Regions from separate parts of the Homo sapiens genome. Here region 2 is linked to region 1. Evidence: chromatin contacts called from ENCODE Hi-C or POLR2A ChIA-PET data. All regions are on one chromosome and are shown on one strand. The core of a region is the stretch at or near the end of the contact, and the rest is flanking DNA. Distances in the headings are between cores, read along the strand shown.

Region 1 (3,318 bases), core at 397-2,896:
GCTGCCCGCAGAGCTGGGCTCCTTACTTCTCCACATTGGGGGATTTCTGCATCAAGTTGGAGCTGTTCTTTCGTAGGATGCTCCGGGGCCGGTCCTGTTGGGAGTTTTGGGGGTTCAAGCAAGTTGGCCCAGAGTGCGGACTGCACCCGGGGCTGTTTACCTCTTGCCCTGCAGGTCCCCCAGGCCCGGGGCTGGAAGCCCTGGATACACTGGTTCGAGGCCCGGGGATGTTGAATCCACCAGGGTTCCTGCCAGACCCAAGGCTGTGGTTCGCAGCCTCCCTTGGGTGCTGACTGGGCCCGGAACCAAGGACCACTATCCCCCCGGAGGGACAGCTTGAACCAGTACTATGAGTTACGGAGCCCCCTGAGTGCACGTGGGGCCCAGAACCGTGAAACAAGACTACTCTGGAGGGCTGCCCAGCGCCTGCCTCGACTCCTGTGACCGCTGCGGGCACTCCTCTGGCTGCCCCTCCAGGGGAATCCCGGTTGAGGCCGCCAGCAGCCCCTAGGGACTCCACCTTCTCCATGGCCCCACTGGGGGGCTGCTCTCAGCGATCCTGACCCGCCTCCCGGCTCCACGTAGCCCCGCCCCTGGCCCCGCCCCCACCGCTGCCGGCCGGGGATGCTCGGGCTCAGTCCCGGGTCCACTTCTCCCCTGCTCCAGAGCTGCGGCGGGCGGAATCAAGACTATATAGAGACTCGGGCTGGGGGTCCCTCCGCTCGCCCCTTTCCTTTGTGTCCCACCCAAAGATTTTCTTTGTCTGGGCAATTTGTTCCCGCCCTTCTCCATCACCACCCTCATCCAAACCAGCCAATCCCAGTCAGGGGGCCAGGCCAGGAGCTTCGACTGTGACCTCACGGTCCTCCAGCCTGAGCTTGAGCTTCGGGGAGTTGGGCAGGGGGCTTGTTAATAGCTCTAAGGGAGATCTTTTGGGGTCATCAACGCTGTCGCTTGAAACGGCCTGTCGGGACTTCTTTAGACTCTTTGTGGTCTTAACATGGAATAGTTTGGTTGAGTTGGAGTTGAAGCTGGGCTTGACTTGAACTATCAGCGAGCTTCCCCCACCCCCGCCAGTCGGCTAGCTCAGCCAATCAGAAGAGGTGTGAGGCAAAGTGGAAGGACTGCCGCACTGTTGCAAGACACTTCGTCCTCAGTCGGGTGGCGGGAAGAGACTTTCACTACCGCTTCTCTGGGTCCTCCAGACTCGGCTCACGCTGCTTTGGAGCCTGCATCCCGAGGGGAGACACCCCCTCTTGCCGTAAAGCGAGTGCTTCAAGGTGTCACCGCCCCCTAGCGAGGGCGGGGTCGTCGGTGCCGCTGTCGCAAAGCAGAAAGTGTTTGGGCTCCAGCACCCCACCGTCGTAAAGATGCCTGCGGTGGGCGTGTCTTTCTCCCACTGTCGCAAAAGCTCCCTGCCCAGGTCTTCGTCCCCCTCGGAGCCGCTCCGTCACCTCGCTATGCCGTAAAGCGAGGCTCCCGACCCCGTGTCCTTCTGTTCTCATCGTGGTCGTCCCCAGCTCCTAGCGCGGGCTGCTTCATTGCCCGGCAGTGCCGTAAAGCATACCTGGCCTCAGCCCCCCGGTCGTATCCCTCGGACTGTCTGCCCGACGCGGTTGCCACGGTGCCGCCAAGCGCGGCTGTCGCGCTGCCCCGGTGTCAGCGGAGATGGCGGCAGGGTCGGGTGGGAGTGGGGGCTCTGGGGGAGGCCCTGGACCGGGGCCGGGCGGGGGTGGGGGCCCCAGCGGGAGCGGCTCAGGACCGGGGTCCAACGGGGGTCTGGGCAGCGGCGGGGAACTGCACCCGCGCACTGGGCGCTTGGTGAGCCTGTCGGCCTGTGGGCGTACGGCGCGGCGGCAGCAGCCGGGCCAGGAGTTTAACCACGGGCTGGTGTTGAGCCGAGAACCCTTGCGCGATGGACGCGTCTTCACCGTCCGCATCGACCGCAAGGTGCAGCGCTGGTACCGCGGAACAGAGATGTGGAGGGTGGTGGGAGGCGTCTAGAGGGAGACGGGGTAGGACAGCCAGGGTAGCCCACATTGCCGGGCACCGAGAGGGAACAGAAAGACCATAGAGCACCAGGGGGCGGTCAGGAAGACAGCATGAAGCAGAAACATTGAGTTTGAAGATGACATTAAGAGCTTGAGTTTTCTCAAGATCCAGAACCAGGGAAGGGACACGAGGGCTAACCCACTAGAATGGCTGGGAACAGACCTCCTGGTACAATTTCTTGGGCATGGAGGATGGAGAGATGTCAGAGATGTGATGGCAAGTGAAGAAAGATGCCAAGGAACGAACAAACGTAATCCCAGCACTTTGGGAGTCCGAGGCGGGCGGATCACTAGAGTCAGGGGTTTGAGACCAGCCTGGTGAACGTGGTGAAACCCCGTCTTTACTAAAAATACAAAAATTGGCCAGGCATGGTGGCGTGCGCCTGTAATCCCAGCTACTCTGGAGGCTGAGGCAGGAGAATGGCTTGAACCCGGGAGGCAGAGGTTGCAGTGAGCTGAGATCATGCCATTGCACTCCAGCCTGGGCAATAGAGTGAGTGAGACTCCGTCTCAAAAAAACAGAACAAACCATTGAAGGACAGAGGCTGTGCCAGAAAGATAGGTGAGGAGAAAGATCCAGGGTGAGGGAGGTGTGTGTGATTCAGTGAAGAGGCCAGGCTCACAGAAAAAGAACTTGGAAGGAGATTGAATCTGGGTAGAGCCTGATCTTTGGAGAGAATTAGGCCAGGGGAAAGGAATGAATGATACACAAGAGCAAGAGGTGTGGGTATAGGAAGTAGGAGAATTTGGATGGTTGGAGAGCCATAGAGACAAGGAAAGTTAGAGGAGGCAGGAGGTTGGAACCAAGGAATTTGTGCTTGGCTTGGAAAGGAGTGGTTTAGTAAACACTGAGTAGAGAGCAGAGTTGCTAAAGGAAAGCCCAAATAATTACCAAGACGGAGTCCAGAAAATCACTGTCTGCATCTCTGGATTAGTGTTCCAAGAGACAGAAAGCCAGCTAGCTGTCTGAGAGGTGGGAAGATATGGTGGCCTGTGGAATGGGGGGTGGCCCATTCTAAGCCTCTGTCCAATACCCCTATCCCAGGTCAACTCCTGGAGCGGCTCCATTGAGATTGGGGTGACAGCGCTGGACCCCAGTGTGCTGGACTTTCCAAGCAGTGCCACGGGCCTGAAGGGGGGCTCGTGGGTAGTGTCGGGCTGCTCTGTGCTGAGAGATGGACGCTCTGTGTTGGAGGAGTATGGTCAGGACCTGGACCAGCTTGGTGAAGGGGACCGCGTGGGCGTGGAGCGCACAGTTGCTGGGGAG
Region 2 (3,318 bases), core at 536-3,035, 300 kb before region 1:
CAAAGAGAAGGCCCAGGGCTCTGCATGAGGCTGGGGAATGTCTGTGGGGAGAAATGATTATCCTGAGGCCTCAAAGCTGGGGTCTCAAGGAGGAAAGGGGCCAGTGGTAGAGGGGGACAGAGGCAGGCTGAGCTGGCCAGGGTGGGAAAAATAGACTCCGAGGAAATCTACCTCGGAGATTGAATTCTGCCTGAGTCCCTGGAGGGAGAAATATCCCGGGATTTGATTCTACATCACAGCTTCTGAGGCTAGTGGGGGCAGATGCTGAGATCTCGGCCTGTTTGTCCAGCCAGGAATCCCGGCGCAGGCAGCCATCCAGGGCAGGAACCAGCTGGAGTGTGACAGAGATAAGATACGGGGATGTAGAAATCAGGGCATCGGAGCCGCAGTCCCGACCTCCCTGCCCTCAGTTGACTCCCCTCTGAGCATTTGGCCTCCCCCTTGCAGCTCTCAACCCTTCCCTTCTCCCTAAAAGTGTGGACTTAGATTCCCACGGCCAGCCACCCAGCAGTGCTTTACCAAGTCTTGGCTAGGGTTCCACCCCTGGGGTGTAGTTACCGGCAACCGAAGGTTGGAAGCGGGGAAGAGCAGCCCCCCAAGCGCAATCCTCATGATGGGATGGCGTTTGCTGGTCAGGGGCCCAGAGACCTGTCTCAGGCGCAGCACCTCCTCCCCATCCACCTCCAGCAGCACAGAGTCCCCCTCCATCTTGACTTCCACCTGCAGGAAGGTGGGAAGCAAAATCAGAGGCCCCTGGGATCTGTTTCTGCCACCTTCCTGTGAGGCAGCCTAGTACTATAGTGGAAAGAACATGCCTTAAAGAAGCAGCTAGCATCCTTGGCCTTGGGTCACTCAGCTCTTGTCACTTATATACTGACTGAGCCTTAGAATTCCCATCAGAAAAGATGGGGCCAAGAATAGCTACTTTGTGGGGGTTCGTGTGGATTAAACGAGATGACAGTGGTAGAGGGATGCCCAATAACTTGGTTTTGTTCCCTTTCCTCAGACCAGCTCCAGACATCCCTCCCCTGAGGACCAGAGCTAGCTTACCTGGTGCCATCTCCCATCATCCAGCCGTGGTCCAGCACCCACCGTAAGCTGGGCCCAGTGATTGTGCAGTTGGATCTCAGGCCTGCCGTCTCGAAGTCCCAGCATAAACCAGTCATCCTTAGGGTTGGTATCCCCATAAAAAATCACTCCCTCTGGGTCCCAGGTTCGAACCTCAAAGGAGGAGGAGGTTCTGGAAGGACACAGAAGGAAAGATTGTGTATGTCATGTGTCCTTTGAGAACCAGTGTGGGTTTGGGGGAGATGGTGTTCACAGATAAGGAAAGGAAGACAGGGAAAAGAGAAGAGCTGATGGAGAGAGGGCAGAACCAGGGGACTGGGTCAAGGGCTAGGCCAACCCCATACTTTGTGATCTTGGTGAGGTCAAAGGTCATGACAGCGATAGGCTCTTGTCCTGGGCCATTGCTGAGGTGGACAGCCGGAGGGTCGTGGGCACTCTATCAGAAAGAGAAAACAAACAAAGCTGAGTAGGGACATGTCAGAGACAGACAGAGGGAGAGGCCCTGCTACAGGGCCAGAGGAGAGAAGGGAAGACTGCATGAGCTGAGTGCCCTGTCCCGCTCCTGCACCTGGGTGGGGAGAACAGGTCTCAGGGCCCATCCCTGGCGGGTGTGACGCAGTAGTAGCAACAGCAGCAACAGCAGCAGGCGCGAGGTAGCCAGTGGGCCTCTGCTCTCCATAATCAGCCACTGTCCACTCGGCGGCTCAGACAACTCTTGGGAGAATGTGTAGAGGCAGGCAGCCTTGCGTGTGGGCGGTGGAGGGTTAAAGGTTGCCCGGGGAGGAGGGGGTAAAGGAAACAGGGGCACTGACCCTTGACCCCTGCCCAGGGGCCCAGTCACAAGACTCAGCTATCACCCCTCTGGGGATCAATGGGGTGAAGGACAGAGTCCCCTCCACTATCATCCTCCACTGCCGAGAAAGTTTCTGAACTGGGAGAGGATATTCCATCTCCCCTCTCCTCCTCTAGGGCCTGATCTAGGTCCTCCAAGATTTCTGTCCACTCGGGGAGCCTGCATTCACAGGCCTGAGGTCTAGAAACAGTCCTCCCCTGCGTCCCAAGTAGCATCCTGTATCAGGACTAGAAATGAGATAATGGAATCCTAAATTTCTAGCTGAGTGACCTTGGGCAAGTCACTTCACCTCTGTGCTTCAGTGTCCTTGTCTGTAAAATGAGGAAAATAATACTTTACGGGGTGACTGTGAAAGAGGGTTCATTGAGAAAATGCAGGCACAGTGCCTGGCATCTGGTCTGAACTCCTCCCCCAGTCTTTTCCCAGGCCTCTGAGGCCTGTCTCCCAAGAAGGTATTGTCTGTGTGTATGATTCAGTGAATATTAAGAAGGGACCTGCCCCCCGCCTCTCAGTTATCTTCCCTTATCCATTTATTACAGGGCCTAAACAGTCTAGCAGTAGAAATCACCCACTCCCTGACCCATTTTATTTTATTTTATTTTATTTTATTTTATTTTATTTTAGACAGAGTCTTGCTCTATCACCCAGGCTGGAGTGCAGTGGCGTGATCTCGGCTCACTGCTGCCTCTGCCTCTCGAGTTCAAGCGATCCTCCTGTCTCAGCCTCCTTAGTAGTTGGGACTACAGGTGCACGCACCACCACGCCCAGCAAATTTTTTTGTGTTTTTAGTAGAGACGGGGATTTCACCACGTTGCCCAGGCTGATCTCGAACCTCTGACCTGAAATGATCCGCCCACCTCAGCCTCCCAAAGTACCTGGATTACAGGCATTAGCCACAAGGCCCGACCCTCCCTGACGCATTTTATTTTATTTATTTATTTTGAGATGGAGTTTCGCTTTTGTTGCCCAGGCTGGAGTGCAATGGCACGATCTCGGCTCACTGTAACCTCCACCTCCCAGGTTCAAGCGATTCTCCTGTCTCAGCCTCCCGAGTAGCTGGGAGTAAAGGCATGCGCCACCACACCTGTCTAATTTTTGTATTTTTAGTAGAGACGGGGTTTCACCATGTTGGTCAGGCTGGTCTCAAATTCCTGATCTCAGGTGATCCGCCTGCCTCTGCCTCCCAAAATGCTGGGATTACAGGTGTGAGCCACTGTGCCCACCCCATGACCCATTTTAAAATGCAAATGACAGACCGGGCTTGGTGGGTCACATCTGTAATCCCAGCACTTTAGAAGGCTGAGGCGGGCAGATCACTTGAGGTCAGGAGTTCCAGACCAGCCTGGCCAACATAGTGAAACCCCGTCTCTACTAAAAATACAAAAATTAGCCAGGTA

What was found. Hi-C counts contacts between places; a loop is a spot of excess contacts on that map. ChIA-PET counts read pairs that join two places held with the same protein, here RNA polymerase II (POLR2A). Pooled maps may share reads with other maps.
Region 2: a pooled map shows a loop between it and region 1 (4-fold over the local background). The contact joins the promoter of SHBG here to the promoter of NEURL4 in region 1. A Hi-C loop is called at or near these places in 5 of 50 pooled maps. POLR2A ChIA-PET finds 5 or more read pairs at or near these places in 4 of 52 experiments (CD4-positive, alpha-beta T cell, GM12878, OCI-LY7 and 1 more).

What each region holds. Positions count from the first base shown.
Region 1 is chr17:7,327,663-7,330,980 of GRCh38, reverse strand. NEURL4 (neuralized E3 ubiquitin protein ligase 4) reads left to right here and starts at 1,646. Exons shown (of 29, transcript NM_032442.3): 1 at 1,646-1,950; 2 at 3,097-3,318. The coding sequence starts at 1,669. RefSeq lists enhancers at 212-361, 1,242-1,291, 1,322-1,501, 1,437-1,731, 1,714-2,373 and a silencer at 1,702-1,941.
Region 2 is chr17:7,628,602-7,631,919 of GRCh38, reverse strand. SHBG (sex hormone binding globulin) reads right to left here and starts at 1,785. Exons shown (of 8, transcript NM_001040.5): 1 at 1,637-1,785; 2 at 1,413-1,504; 3 at 1,051-1,240; 4 at 559-720; 5 at 172-331; 6 at 1-41. The coding sequence starts at 1,747.